Linked DNA regions of Homo sapiens: region 1 is linked to region 2. Evidence: read pairs that join two places in POLR2A ChIA-PET (ENCODE). Cell type or tissue: OCI-LY7. All regions are shown on one strand.

Region 1 (8,000 bases), 850 kb after region 2:
CCTAAATTCCTAGCAGGTCACAAAGTGCTCATACGCAATTCAAAAGCAGCGACAACCTGGGGTATTAGGCTCTCTTTCTATGTCAGATGCTTTTACACGGTTCTACACAAAATAGATTTCCATCAAATTACATTCCAGCTTGAGAATTTTCAAGAGATCCCCATTAACTATAAGTACAAATCTAAAGCCATCTCCTTGGATTTTAAGGCCCTTTCTGATCTAGTCTGGGAATCAGCATACTATGGCCCAACACTTGTTTCAGTAAATAGAGTTGTACTAGAAAACAGCCATGTCCATTCATTTATGTATTGCCTATGGCTGTTTCCTCTCTACGAGCAGAGTTGAGTGATGGCCACAAAGCCAAAAATATTTACTACCTGGCCCTTTCCACCCCCACCCTCTGCCTTCATTTCCCGCATAGCCTTCGTATGTGGCTTGTTTATTTGCGCTCTGCTGTTTGGCTCCTATAAGACAATATAAGTTCATTATGGCAGAGGTAGCTGGAACACAGAAGGTGCTTACTAAAATATTTAATTGAATGGAAGGCTGGATGAAACACACACCCTAAGGGGAAAGAATTAGCTAAAGGTGATGTGGCTGGCCCAAGGCAGAGCCAGTATTAGAATCATTTTTTTTTTTTGTCTTTGAGATGGAGTTTTGCTCTTGTTGCCCAGGCTGGAGTGCAATGGTGTGATCTCCGCTCACTGCAGCCTCCGCCTCCCAGGTTCAAGTGATTCTCCTGCCTCAGCCTCCCGAGTAGCTGGGATTACAGGTGCCCACCACCACATCTGGCTAATTTTTTTTTGTATTTTTAGTAGAGACAGGGCCAGGCTGTTGGCCAGGCTGGTCTCAAACTCTGGCCTCCCAAAGTGCTGGGATTACAGGTGTGAGCCACTGCACCTGGCCAGTATTAGAATCACTTCTCCTAAATCAAGTCCCATTTTCTTCCCCATGAAGGGATCAGGGATCAACTTTCAGGAATAAAGAGAAACTTCAGACTCCAATTTCTACCTGGTCCCAACTGTTACTAGAAAAGGGTCCTGATGCAGACCCCAAGAGAGGGTTTGGACCTCGCGCAAGAAAGAATTAAGGGTGAGTCCATAGAGTAAAGTGAAAGCAAGTTTATTAATAAGGTAAAGGAATAAAAGAATGGCTACTCCATAGGCAGAGCAGCAGCTTAGGCTGCTGGACTAGGGATACTCATAGTTATTTCTTGATTATATGCTAAAACAAGGGGTGGACTATTCACAAGTTTTCCAAGGAAGGGGTGGGAAATTCCAGGAACTAAGGAAGTTCCCCTTTTTAGACCATATAGCGTAGCTTCCAGACATTGCTATAGCATTTGCAAACTGTCATGGTGCTGGGGGGAGTGTCTTTTAGCATGCTAATGGCTTATAATTAGTGTATAATGAGCAGTGAGGGTGACCAGAGGTCACTCTTGTCACCATCTTGGTTTTGCTGGGTTTTGGCTGGCTTCTTTACTGCAACCTGTTTTATCAACAAGGTCTTTATGACCTCTACCTTCTGCTAACCTCCTACCTCATCCTGTGACTAAGAATGCCTTAACCTCCTGGGAATGCAGCCCAGTAGATCTCAGTCTTATTTTACCCAGCCCCTATTCAATATGGAGTTGCTCCGGTTCAAATGCCTCTGATACAATCCCTGAGCAACTTCACTGAGCAGGCCGCGGTTGTCAGGTGCAGTTCTGTATTCCAGTTAGGGCTCACCCAGGGATGCTGTCATTAAGTTGGAAAACAAGAAGGCATCTACTTTACAGAATATTTTGTGCCGCTGAGCACAAGTAATAACTTTTGGAGGTGGGGAGAAGGAATGCAGTTCAGAAGGAGGTGTCCAAGGAGGCAAAGTGACAACCTAGTGGCCTTGCACTCCGAATGGCATTATGGTGTCACCTTCCAGCTTATCTGAGGGTGAACTGGGAAGAGGGGAGGGAGCTAAGAAGGGAAAGTCCTACTGCCAGGTCTCTACAATGACCATGGGAAGTCAGATGGTCACCTTGTTTCTCAACACATCATGAGCCTCCCTTCATCATCACCAATGTGTTTCTGGTTGGGAGGCAGATTTTTCAGATTAGAACCCAAAGTTTCTCAAAAATGGAGATAACTCACAGAGGAGATAAGCATAAGGCCACACATGCAGAAAATACCTGATAGCCTCTCTTGTCTCCTTTACATAGACTTAGTTACTTTCCAATATAGACTGTTATTAACACAATACACACTCACATATTTTCAAAACTAGTAAGTCAAAGTTTTAAAAAAATCCACCAGACAAAGACACTAACTTTGATATGTGGTGTTAATCAAGTTGGCCCTTTTGCTAAAGTTAATCTTAAAGGCTCAATCTAGGGTATATGATGACAACACAATATAACCACTATTTTTAAAAGAAAGAAGAAATGTCAGTGTGATAGCGGAATAGGAGGTTCCAGTTTTCATTCTTATATAGAAATACTGATTTTGGCAACTACACCTATGGACAAGAATACTTTTGTGAGGCCACAGGAGTCCACTGAGAGGTTTCAGCACACTGGTGGAGCAAAAAATCGAAGAGTGGATGCATCAAAGAGTATAATAAGAGCAGCTCACTTTACCCACATCACCCCTCCCCTAAGGTGGCACAGCTCAGTTCCAAGAGAGGTCCCTCCAGCTCACAATTCTCCCATGGGGGAAGTGAGAGTGAAGTGAGCACCCAGCTTTCCCAGCCCAAAAGGATGTTGTCTAGGAGACCCACTTCTGTTTCATCCCACCCAGAACACTGAGGGGAATAGTACGGCTGAATCGTCTGGGGCAGCCAGGAGCAAGGAGAAGCAGCAGCAGGAGTGCAAATAGTGTATGGTTATCAAAAGCCGGCTATAGATTCTGCTACCCAGCTCATGGATGCTACCCTAAGTCCCTCCCATAAACCCTGCAGGACAACTTGCCTATGTACCCCTTCAACCAGCTGATATGTACCTCAGTGCACAACAGTCTGTACACAACCACAGACAATGCTTGGATCTCAACAGCAGGTAGGGATATTAGCAGCCAGCTCAACTTTGATGGATTGAGAGAAGACATATAACTTTGAACATTTCAGGGTACTACCCTAAGGAATAAGCAGGAGGCTTTTAGCACAAGGTCTGCCTTTGCAGGACTGAGAGAACACATATAATCCCAAAGAGGGAACAAGAGGTGTGGAGCAGGTATATCTAGAGAAAAAGTGTGAGAGATCCCCAGAATCTCTAGCTAAGCTCACTGGCAAAGGTCTTTCTCTCCTAAAGCCAGTCAATAAAGACGGGAAGAGGTGACTGCTTCTTCAAGTGTGAACACACAATGCGAGGCTTCAAAGAACACAAATAATCAAGGAAATATGACACCACCAAAGGAACAAAATAAAGCTCCAGTGGCTGATCCCAAAGAAATGGAGATCTATGAATTACCTGACAAAGAATCCAAAATAATCATCTTAAAAAAGCCCAGTGAGGAACAAGAGAGCAGACAGACAAATAAATGAAATCAGAAAAACAACAAATAAACAAAATGAGAAGTTCAACAAAGAAATAAAAACCAATAAATGAACGAAACAGAAATTATGGAGCTGAAGAATACAATGTCTGAAATAAAAAATTCAATTGAGAGTTTCAACAGTAGACTTGATCAATCAGAAGAAAGAGTCAGTGAACTTGAAAACAGATCATTTGAAATTAATCAGTCAGAGGAACAAAAAGAAAAAGGAATGAAAAAGAGTGAAGAAACCTATGCAATTTATTGGACACCATCAAGTGAACCAATATATGCAGTATCGGTGTCTCAGAAGGAGCAAAGAGAAAAGGGTAGAAAGTTTATTTAAAGAAATTATGACAGAAAACTTCCCAAATCTGGAGAGGGAAAGGAACATCTAGATTCATGAAGCCCAAAGAACCCCAAACAGATTGGGCATAAATAGGTCTTCACTGAGACACATTACAATCACTGGTAAGAGTCAAAACAGATAAGGAGAAAATCTTGAAAGCAGCAAAAGAAAAGCAACTGATTTTTTTCCAAGATGGCAGATTGGAGGCATTGTTAGCATGCCTCTCTCACTTGGGAAGATAAAATAGTGTGTAGAGATTCATGCTGTGTACTTTTTTCCAAGAAGCAACACAGGAACTTAATAGGAAAACTGAAAGAAACCACAGAGCCTTTGAAAGAAGTGGTGGGCTGCAGCCTATACTGTGAACCAGGTAGAAAATTCTAAGTCCCTGGAGTGTGAGGGGGATAAACTGTCTCTGGGACATACATTCCCACTGGAGAACTTGGCAATCCAGGCCACAGGGAAAGGTCTTAACCCTACCCAGCACTGAAGCTGATTTAGTGAGCACTGGGGAATACATGAGAAGGAATAGCATTGGGATGTGCATTGCATGTGCTCTCGGTCTCCAGCAGGGATAGAAGGAAGTCATTCCAGGTCCTACCTCACAGGTGACCTTGTGGACATCTTCCAGCAAACTCAGTAGTCTGTCATAGGTTGAGAGAGGTTCCCAATTGACATTTGTGATATAATCTCGAGTGACGATGAACCCCCTTGGCCAGAACCGAGGGGTGAGTGGGCAGTGGGTTATACTCACGAGCACAAGAGCTGGGTACCTTTGTTTCTCAGGCAGACCAGAAGGGGCGTGGCCTGAAAGCCATGGTATGTCTCAACTGGGAAGGCTTATGGCCTGGGGCAGTTTTGAGTTCTGAGAGCAGAATGCCTGGAACCTAGCTAGCTGCTACTAGTGGAACACTACCGGTGTGAGACCTACCTTGCCAAGTGCATGGGAACTGGGCAGAGCTTACTGTCACCTGCTACTCCCCACTCCCTGTGTGGACTTTCTGTGCAGCACAGGCAGTTGCACTCCTCCCTGGAACATTACCCCTGCGGCAAGAGGACTGCCCTCTTATCCCCACTGGGGCCTCTGCTTGAGCCCACACATGGAGAGCCATAGCATGTACTTACGTGACCCAGCCCCCACCTGGCTTTGCCCCTTTACCCCCTACTCCATAGCTTAACACAAAGGACAGAAACTTTGGGAAGCTCTATGGCCTCACGCATTGTCTGAGACACCAGAGTACCTCACCTGGGTAACATAAGAAGCACAAATCCCACTGCTACCACCGCAGCTGGTGTTCTTTTCCAAGTGCCACTTCCTGCCTGGAGGCCAACCAACACAGTCCATTACAGCATCTGCTGGCAGAATAACATAGCACCCAGGAAGGAGAAAACTTACGCATGACCCCATCTGTCACCACTGCCTGCATTACCCCCAGCTAATCAGTAGGTCCTGAGTCTGTCCACATGACCAGTTCATTCCTACTATAGCTAGTGTGTGAGAAAGCCAACACACTAAGGCTATTTATAAGGAATCTCACAGAGTCTATGTCACTTCCCTGCCACCCCCATCAGAACAGATGCTGGTACCTACTGCTGGAAATTTGAGGGCAGGTCGCATCACTGGACCCCCTGCAGACATTCCCCGGCACTTTCCTGGAGTGTGGCAGCCCCACTGGGTGGCTAGACCCAGAGAAGCAGCAGCATTCACAACAGTCTGGCCCTCAGGGCTCCTACTCCTAGGGGAAGGGGGAGTGCACCACATCAAAGGAGTAACCCATGGGACAAAAGAATCCAGATGGCAAAGCTTGAGTCCCATAGCTTTCTGCTTGTGGGAAGTTTTTTTCAGCAGAGGCACAGGTGCAATGCTGAACTCAGAAGGGAAAGTCTGTGGCTCTACTACAACAGTCAGGCATCCCTGGTGCTTGTGACAGGTCTTGGAGAAGGAGACTTTTCCTCCTCACCCACCACTGCAGCTACAGCTTGGGCTTCTCCCACAAGAGCGTGGCATGGGTGCATCTGTAGACAGCCTTTCTAGAACACTTCAGGGTGACTGCATCCTCATAGGACAAGTGCCCTCAAGGTTCAGGCTTGCATGAGGGGTAATTATAATCCCTCTCTACATGGAACATCAGTATTTCTGCAGCTGGAAAGTGGTGTCTGCCTGGTTTGAATGGACAGAACACTGGGTCAGGAGTGTGAATGGGAGGCAGTTTTTTCTCCTGCTGGCCTGGGATGGGAGCTGGGGTAGCCCCTTCCTTCCCCCTGAAAAGACCTCAGTGTTTTTCAATGACAGCTTCTCCAGCCGCCTACGTCAAGGCTGGGACCTCTGCCCTCCATTAGGTATTGTATTTATCTACCTGTTTTAGGCACACCCAGTTTTTACCCAGGGACAACTCCCATACTGACTTGAAGCCTGAACTGTTCAACCCAGTAATACTGGAGGAATGAATGAATGAATGAATGAACAAATGAATAAATAAATAAGTGCACACCACTGGGGATGAGCTTCAGAGACTTTTGCCATTCCAACCCCACAAGAGACAGTCAACCTGCTCACACACGAAGCACATTGCTACTACATCTGAGAAAACCATCATACAAAGACTCTCTATAACCAAGGAACTTATACAGAGTCTTCACCGCCAAAAGCACCCAGAGCCAAATTAGGTTACAATAAGCTATAATCATTGAAGTCACATCCATAAGGTGGAAAAAAGGAAATTAGAAAGAAACGGTTGAATCAAAAATAAATTCAAAAATAATTAGAAGAAACAGTCTATCCAAATGAGAAGGAACCAGAAAAATAATTCTGGCAATATGACAAAACAGGGTTCTATAACACCCCCAAAAGATCACATTAGCTTTCCAGCAATGGATCCAAACTAAGATGAAATCTTGGAAATACCAAATAAAGAATCCAAATGGTTGATTATTAAGTTACCCAAGGAGATACAAGAAAAAGGTGAAAACCAATATAAAGAAAGTTTTTTAAAAATTCAGGATATGAATGAAAATTTTTCTAAAGAGATAGATACTTTAGAGGAAAAAAAAACAATCAGAACTTCTAGAAATGAAAGACACATTTAGGGAGTTACAAAACAAGTGGAAAGTTTTAACAACAGACTAGACCAAGTAGAATAAAGAATTTCAGAGCTCGAAGACAAGGCTTTTGAATAAACCCAGTCAGACAAAAATAAAGAAAAAATAACTAAAAGAAATGAACAAAGTCTCTAAGAAATATGAGATTATGTAAAATGGCCAAAGCTAAGAATCACTGGTGTTCCTGAGGGAGAAGAAAAAGTAAAAATTTTGGAAAATTTATTTGAGGGAATAATTGAGGAAGACTTCCCTAGCCTTGCCAGAGATTTAGACATCCAAATACAAGAAGGTCAAAGCCCTTCGGGGAGATTCATGGCAAAATGGACATCTCCAAGGCATACAGTCAACAGGCTATTACTAATGTCAACATGAAGGAAAGAATTCTAAGAGCAGTAAGACAGAAGTATCAGATAACCTGCAAAGGAAAAGCTATCAGACTAACAGTAGACTTCTCAGCAGAAACCTTATAAGCCAGAAAGGATTGGGGCCCTATTTTTAGCCTCCTTAAACAGAATAACTCTCAGCCAAAAACGTTGTATACAGCAAAACTAAGTTTCATAAATGAAGGGGATATAGTCTTTCTCAGACAAGCACATGCTGAAGGAATTTGCCACTACCAGATCAGCCCGACAAGAAATGCTAAAAGGAATTCTAAACGCTGAAATAAAAGGTCAATATGCAACAGAATAGAACCTCTCAAAAACACAAAACTCACAGGGCTTATAAAACAATAACACAATAAAAAAAACAAAGTATCCAGGTAACAATCAACATGATGATTGGGTCACACCTCAATATTAATGTTGAATGTACATGGCCTAATGCTCCACTTAAAAGATACAGATTGGCAGAATGGATTAAAAAAAAAATCACAAACCAAATGTCTGCTGTCTTCAAGAAGCTGAGCTAATTAATACAAAGGATTCTTATAGAATCAAGGTAAAGGGGTGGAAAAAGATACTCCACACAAATAGAAACCGAAAGCAAGCAGAAGTTGCTACTCTTATATCAGATAAAACAAACTTTAAAGAAAAACAGTTTACAAACAA
Region 2 (8,000 bases):
TGAAGCTTCCGTTCTGTGTCCTTCCGAGGACGCAGCCTGTGAGCCTTCACCAAGAAAGATTTTGTGCAGGGAAAGAAACTGACCCGAGATGGTGCTTGAGTAAATATTGATTGAGTGTGTGATGGGCACACAGTGGGGTTGAAATTGGGCTGCCTGCTTGGATTTAGCAAAGGAAATGTGTAGTAACCACTGGCGGCTGCTCTTTTTCAGATTGTGCCGGCTGCGGAAGAGATATCAAGAATGGGCAGGCGCTGCTGGCGCTGGATAAGCAGTGGCACTTGGGGTGCTTTAAATGCAAGTCCTGCGGGAAGGTCCTCACCGGGGAGTACATCAGCAAGTAAGGCTGGGCGCGGGCACGCGTTCCTTTCAGTGGGCACCGGGCGTTGTGGTTCTTCTGCAGGTCCTGGTCTCAGGGGCCCCACCCCATCAATGGTGCTGAAATTGTTCACATCCTGCCATCATAATGAACTTGTTGCTATAAAACTTTTGAAAAGAATTGTATTCTTTTGCCTTGGCTACTATAAACCTAATGATATGTTAATCATTGCCTAATTTAACAATTAATGAAGCTGACACTGTTACACTGTATGTCATTACCAATTAAGCATTTAATAATTTCCCTGTTGCTGTTCATTCTCCTATGAGGAACTAGTAAGCCTTTGTTCTCCTTCCAGGGCTGGAGTACATTCATAGACGCTCCCCAAAAACACACAAAGCCTAGGTTGTGGGCCTTTTAGGACTGCACAAAACAGCCTGCCAGGAAATGGGCTCATGTTCAATAATAGTGGATAATAGCTACAGTTAAGGAAGTGAGGCTTTTTTTTTTTTAAATGTAGCCTGGCAATGAGGGGAAATTTTCCACCGTATACCTTTTCATGCCTTAAAAAAAATTTTCCTGCTGGGCGTGGTGGCTCACACCTGTAATCTCAACACTTGGGAGGCCAAGGTGGGAGGATCACTTGAGTTCAGGAGTTCGAGACCAGCCTGAGCAACATAGCAAGACCTCATCTCTACTAATATAAATAAATAAATAAGCAAGCAAGCCAGGCATGGTGGCACATGCCTGTAGTCCCAGCTACTTGTGAGTCTGAGGTGGGAGGATCACTTGAGCCCAGGAGATCAAGGCTGCAGTGAACTATTATCGCACCACTGCACTCCAGCCAGGGCAACTGAGTAAGACCTTGTCTCAAAAAATAAACAAATAAATTCATTCATTAATTCATGCATTTCCCCAACCACATGAAATCACCTATTCGAAAATATTAATGAATGTAGTTTAAAAATATAGTGAAACAAACAAGCAAACAAAAGGTTGCTTGGGCCCCACCCACTAGAAATCTAATTCTACAGGCCCAGGGTAAGGCTGAAACACCTGCACTGAAAGGGCAAGAAGGCTGGGTGCGGTGGCTCATGCCTGTAATCCCAGTACTTTGGGAGGCCGAGGCAGTCGGATCACCTGAGGTTGAGAGTTCGAGACCAGCCTGGCCAATATGGTGAAACCTCATCTGTACTAAAAATACAAAAACTGAGCCGGGCATGGTGGTGGGCACCTGCAACCCCAGCTACTTGGGAGGCTGAGACAGGAGAATTGCTTGAACCTGGGAGGCGGAGGTTGCAGTGAGCCCAGATCGCACCACTGTACTCCAGCCTGGAGACAGAGCAAGACTCTGTCTCAAAAAAAAAAAAAAAGAAAGAAAAGAAAAGGCAAGAAGCTCTTCAGGTGACCATTATGGACAAAATAAGACAGGTGCCTGGCTTCTAACGGAACATTGCAAGCTATGCGGGGGTGGGTAACTTGGCAGTCTAGGGTGGCACTCTATAGCTTTTCCATGCAATCACACACAGGATATAATATTTTTCCTGTGCTCCAAGGAGGTTGACTGAGCTGAAGGAGGCGGCCCTGGGCTCCGGAGGCCTCCTGAGAGCTGAGGAGGTGGTGTCTGCAGGCTGTTCAGAGGCTGTACTCTGGCATGTGGGCCCCTTGTAGGGGAATGAATGCTGAGCCCACATCTGACGGGCTCAGTGTTCTTGTTTTTTTTTTTTGTTTTTTTTTTTTGAGATGGGGTCTTGTGCTGTCACCCAGGCTGGAATGCAATGGTGCGATCTTGGCTCACTGAAACCTCCACCTCCTGGGTTCAAGCAATTCTCCTGCCTCAGCCTTCTGGGTAGCTGGGACTTACAGCTACACCTCACCACACCTGGCTAATTTTTGTATTTTTTTTAAAGTAGAAACAGGGCTTCCCCATGTTGGCCAGACTGGTCTCAAACTCCTGACCTCAGTTGATCCACCCACCTCAGCCTCCCAAAGTGCTGGGACTACAGGCATGAGCCACCGTGCCGGGCCTCAGTGTCATATTAATAACTATATGTATTATATACATTAACAATATTTTATAGCTTTGCCTTTATTGTGGTTTTAATGAAATTGTCGCTAGTGTTTTGCCTTCAGGTGTGATATTGCCTATTGATTTGCCAGTATCTTCTTCAGGTTCATTAACACCATTCTTTCTCTGGTTTATTAATTATTGTTATGTGGGCTCAGTGGGCTCAGTACTCCTACGTGCCCAGGGGGCCTGTGGAGAGAGAATGCTGCCAGGCTTTCTGCTAGTTAGCTCTGAGACAGTAAAAAATCGGCAAGGGTGACCATATGGCGACATGGCTGTTTCGCCTGTGTGGCACCGAGAGCCGCAGAGTGCTCTCTGGATCGTTTTGTTTGTGGTTTTGATCCTGTCTGGCCAGGTCTGACTGGATTGCCAGGCATGTGAACACTGGGCAGGGGAGAAATATGTCCTGCCCTTCTGTGGAAAGGCCTTGGAGAAATGTGGTTTTGGTGTCTTCTCCAGCCCCTGGCCACCTCCTCAGGAGCCGAACACGTTTTTGTCTTGCAGGGATGGTGCTCCGTACTGTGAAAAGGACTACCAGGGACTCTTTGGGGTGAAATGTGAGGCGTGTCACCAGTTTATCACAGGGAAAGTCCTGGAGGTAAGTGGCAGACCGGCTCCCTCATAGCTACCGCCATCTTTCTCAGCGGCCCTCAGAAACAAACAAGAGGGGACCCTTTCCCACCTCCTCCATCTTTTTTTCACCTGTGGAGAAAGAAAGTAGTCGCAGGTGACTATTTTCAAGAATTAAGGTGCTGCACTCTCCTCAAAGGCTCACGTGGAAATTAGAATGATGGAGAATTTGCACAGGAAAAAAAAAAGAATGATAAAGGTTCTGGTAGGAGTTATGTAGGACAGGCTATATTAGACCATTTTCATTTTTAGAAGTTAGACAAGAGTAAATGAAAAGGGTGTGAAATCATGTGTGTATACATCCATGTGTGCATGTGTGCATATGTCTATGCATGCATCTGTGGGCGTGTGCAGATTCAGGGAGCAGAGGCTCAGAATGGAAGCTAAGAAAGGAAGGGTGGGGGAAAGGTAGAGGCATTGGCTTCCCCAAACTTCAAAAACCACATCCTGTGTGACCCAGAGCACCCTGTGGCCGGGGCTGAGCTGAAGCCTGTCAAGTTCAGGTGCAACCGCCTCCAGCTAGGGAGCTTTCTTCCTGCTTTCTCAGCAGCCGCCACACAGGCTTCTGCCTCTGGGCTGAGCCAGTTCCTCTGGGGTGAGACACAGAATTCTGGGGCCAGAGTTCAGAAGGAGTCGCTACCCTACTTCTCCCAGGCCTGTGGGGTGTCAGCCAGGTCCAAGGAAGAAGTAAGACTGCCTCATCTGTGGCCCACCTGCCAGCGTGGAGAGTATGGCCCAAGCAGAGGTGGGTCAGGAAGCCCCACAACTAGGGGGATGACTACAGGTGCTGCAGCTTGTCATCTTGCTTTGTCAAGGACCAGGCTGCTAAATCCACGGAGCCATGTTCCACCTTCCCAGCAGGGCACGTTTCAGAGACACAGACACAGATCTGAGGCCCCCCTCCCCGCCACCATGGTGTTTCTGGGCTGTGCTGTCTCTTCCGTGGGGTTTCACAGCAAAGGCCCAGTGTAGCCCCCTAAATCCCACTGTAAACCCTTTCCATGAAGCACAGAGGGGCCAGCATTGGATGTGTGCTGGGACGTGGGCAGCTGATTGCATTTGGGAGAGAAGGGTGTGGTTGTGGTCAAATGCAGTTGCCTCTTAGCCCGAGGAAGAGGGTTCTGGGAAGAGGGAGCAATACCTGCAGAGGCTCAGAGGTGAGGAAAAGCACAGGATACATAAGAAACGTCAGTTGGGCACCGATGTGACAGATGATGCTGGAGAAGTGGGCAGGGTCCCAAGAGTCATATTCTGGAGTTTGGGTGTTACCCTAAAAGCGGTAGGAAGCCATTGAACTGCTTGTAGCTGGAGTGTCATGTGATTAGACCAGGTTGTTGTGTAAAGAACGTATGAGAGTTCTCAAATCTATGTACGCACGCGTTCACAGCAGCCCTATTCACATCAGCCGAAAGGTAGAAACAACCCAATGTCCATCAGCAGGTGAATGGATAACAACATGTGGTGTATCCAACTAGTGGAATATTATCCAGCCTTGAAGCAGTGCTGCCAACCACAGGATGAGCCTTTAAGTAAAAGAAACCAGCCACAAAAAGCCACATATTGTATGATGCCATTTATATAAAATATCTAGAATAGGTAAATCCATACAGATAGAAAGCAGATTGGTAGTTGCCAAAGGCTGGGGGAAGGGGAAATAGGAAATTACTGCTTTATGGATACAGGATTTCCTTTTGGGGTGATGAAAATATTTTGGAATTAGAGGAGGTGGTTGCATAGCATTGTGAATGAATGTACTAAGTGCCACTGAATTGTTCACTTTAAAATGTTTAATTTTATAGTACGTGCATTTCAGCTCAGATGTTTTTTAAATGGCTGGGAAGGGAGTTGGGGTGGAGACAGGCCAGCTAGGAGGCTACTACAGAACTTTGGGCACAAAATGATGGTGGTGCTAGCTGGAGTGGAGCCTGAGAAATGGGCCCCCACCCTCCGCACACACAGGAAGGGTGGAAAGAGTTCTCTCATAGCCTTTCCAATAAAGCTTTAATTATTGACCCAAGGACACTTCAAAACTAGTGTCTTGACCAGGGAGAAAGAAGCATATCCCCAGGAAGGCTGTTGGAGAAGGTGGATGGGACCCACCTGATGGGGAGCTTGGAGTCCGAGCGGTCCCATCACAGCGCTCAGAGTGTGATGCACAGGAGGTTGGTGCCTCCCCTCCTGGCCCTGAGTCCATCCCTCATCCCTCCCCAGAGAGCTCTTCTCAGAAGTGCCCTGATTGGGGCCTGACGCCATTTCCCTTGGGATTCCTGAGTTTGATCTCTTGTGGAGGACTGAAATAAACCTGTTGAGTTGGGGCAACTTGGAAATTTCCTTCTCCTCCTCCTTCTTCTTTCTCTTTCTTTTTTCTTCTTCTTCCTCCTTCCTCCTCCTCCTCGTCCTCCTCCCTTCTCTTCCCTCCTCCTCCCTTCTCCCTCCTCCTTCTTCCTTTCTTCCTTCTAATTTCTTCTTTCTTCCTTCTTCTTTCATCTTTCTTCCTTCTTCATCATCATCTTCTTCTTTTCTTTTTTTTTTTTCTTTTTTCTTTCTTTCTTTTTTTTTTTTAGAGACAAGGTTTTGCTCTGTTGCCCAGGCTGGAGTGCAGTGGTACAATCATACCTCACTGCAACTTTGAACTCCTGGGCTCAAGCTATCTTTCTGCACAGCCCCCTGAGTAGCTGGGACTACAGGTGCATGCCATCACACCCAACTGATTTTGTTATTTTTTGTAAAGAACGGGAGTCTCACTCTATTGTCCAGGCTGGTCTCTAACTCCTGGCCTCAGGCAATCCTCCTGCCTCAGCCTCCCAAAGTGCTGAGATTACAGGCATGAGCAACCAAGCCTGGCCCTCATAAAAAGAAACAATAGAACATCAGAATGATTTCCCAGATGTCCAGCTGTACAAAGAGAGACGAGAAAATACTGAACGTGGTCCCCACATTTGTGACAGCCGTGTTTGCAGTCTTCTTAGTCCACATGTGGAGCTGTGTTCCCCCAAAACATGCTGGGGAGGGAAAAGGGCTCTGTGTGTGTGTGTGTCTGAGTGTGTGAGTGTGTGTGTGTGTGTGTGTGTGTTGATTCCCTTCAGATTTAGCTCAACAGCTGTGGGGAAGAAAATCTAAAATAAAGCTAGATCCAAGAACATGCCATTTGGAAGAAACATGTGCTTACTCTGTTTTCTGCTTCAAGACCTGAGTCATTTGGCATTCACTGTGGCTGCAGAGACCTCTTCTCAAATTGGCTTCAGGTTTCTGTGAAGGCCGTTTTGTGAGGCCTAAGACTTGGAGACTTTCCATGCGGGGCTTTCAGAGTTGAGGCGTCTGGGAGTAGTTTGCACCATGTTCAGCCTCCACCCAGCAGACGTAGTCCTTAGATGGGCGTGTGAGCTAGAAAAACGTCCTGCAGGGTTATCACACTGACGTGTGACAGCTTGTGAGTCGGTTTGGCTTGGTTACCAACACAAAGCAGGACGGTCTCCACACACTCCTCCCTCGGCCTCTCATGCTTGGGTCTTGGTGGTGGTGAAATATTGTGATGGTGGATTTGTTGTAAATACTGTGAACCTTGGGGTTTTGTGGGTTTTTTATATTTATTTTATCCACAGATGAATTTATTTTATCCCTTTACAAATGTATTAGTTTTCTGTGTCAGCTGTAGCAGTGGTGGCTTAAAGCAACAAGCTTAAACAGTTCTTGAGGTTCTTGAGGTTAGTTCTTAAACTGAGTTCTGTCAGTTCTTGAGGTTAGACGTCTGAAAGCAAGGTGCAGGCAAGGCAATGCTGTCTCTGAAGGCTCTAGTGAAGGGCCTTTCCTCGCCTCTCCCAGTTTCCGATGGCTCTGTGTGTTGCTTGACTTGTGGCAGCCTCCCAATCTCTGGCTTTGTCTTCACATCGCCTTTTGCGTGTTGTCTCCTTTTCTCTGTTACAGTTCCCTCTGCCTCTTTCCTGTAAAGCCACTTGTCATTGGATTCAGGGCCCACCCAGATAATCCAAGATGACCTCACCATCTCAAGATCCTTTGCTTAATTACATCTGCAAAGACTCTTCTCCCAAATAAGCTAGCATTCACAGGTTCCAGGGAATTGATAGGGAGTCTCTTTTGGTGATGATCGGGTCACCATTCAAGCTGCTTGAGTAAGCCTGGGAAATCATGCACGTATCATCCCAGCGAGGCCTGCAGACCCTGTGTGGTTTTAATTTAACACTCACTGAGCCCTAAGAGGACCCTAAGGCCTCTCTAGGTGTGGTGTCACCAGAGATGCCACCAGACACCTGAGGGACCTTTGAGAAAGAGAAAGGTCACTGGACAATGATAGAGAAGAGACGCTCCAGGTCTGGCTGTGTCACTCATTCCTGAGTGACTTGGGGCAGGTTGTTCAGCCTCTTGGGGCTGTCTTCATTTCCCAGGTAAAGGGACTAGCATGTAACCTCCAGCAGCCCTCGAGTTCTCTCTGTCTCTGTCATTCCTTAATCCTTGTAAGCCCTGAAAATCACATCAGCTTGAACGGGTGGGGAGACGGGCCCGAGCACCAGCGGCTCAGTTGAAAAGGCTCTGGGTGGCAGCCAATCTGAATCTGTACTCACCAGCTGGGGCCCCTTGGGCAAGGCTTGCCACTTCTTTGAGCCTCAGTTTTCTTTTCTTTAAGTGCAAGAATTGAAAATATACGTGTAATTCCAAGACTTGGGCTGCTAGACCTCCCGGAGTCCCTTCGGCTCTAAGGATCTGAGTTCTAGAATTCTCATGTCTTGGCTGTAAGGGATCAGACAGAACCAATGGTTCTTTTTTTCTGGAAACCAGCACGTAACACTCAGCATAGAGCATACACTCAAATTGTAGCTTGATTTCTCATCACTTGTTTTCAGTTTTGTTTTCGACAGCAAGATTCTCTTTTTAGGGGGATCTTGCTATAAATGGTACATCTTCAAATGCTTCTGCTGATTAACTTATAAATTTAGGAGAGTTCTGAAGATATTTACAACCTGCCTCCTA

Evidence for each region. ChIA-PET counts read pairs that join two places held together with the same protein. Peaks named below come from ENCODE experiments on the same cell type or tissue, not always from the same donor. Only the 100,000 strongest peaks of a DNase experiment are listed, where the experiment ranks them.
Region 1: POLR2A ChIA-PET joins it to region 2 with 5 read pairs; 2 of 35 experiments call an interaction of 5 or more read pairs at or near these places.

The regions. Positions count from the first base shown.
Region 1 is chr10:113,689,169-113,697,168 of GRCh38, reverse strand. The region is part of intron 1 of CASP7 (caspase 7); the gene reads right to left. Among named protein-coding and RNA genes, the nearest start is that of CASP7, 13 kb to the right of the region's middle. In OCI-LY7, no CTCF peak of the experiment used is centred here; no DNase peak of the experiment used is centred here.
Region 2 is chr10:114,539,987-114,547,986 of GRCh38, reverse strand. ABLIM1 (actin binding LIM protein 1) reads left to right here. Exons shown (of 23, transcript NM_002313.7): 5 at 211-337; 6 at 2,889-2,982. Among named protein-coding and RNA genes, the nearest start is that of ABLIM1, 110 kb to the left of the region's middle. RefSeq lists enhancers at 3,674-3,783, 6,255-6,434, 6,785-6,834. In OCI-LY7, no CTCF peak of the experiment used is centred here; DNase peaks (open chromatin) are centred at 3,506, 5,666 and 5,906; H3K4me3 peaks cover 2,483 bases; H3K27ac peaks cover 4,361 bases.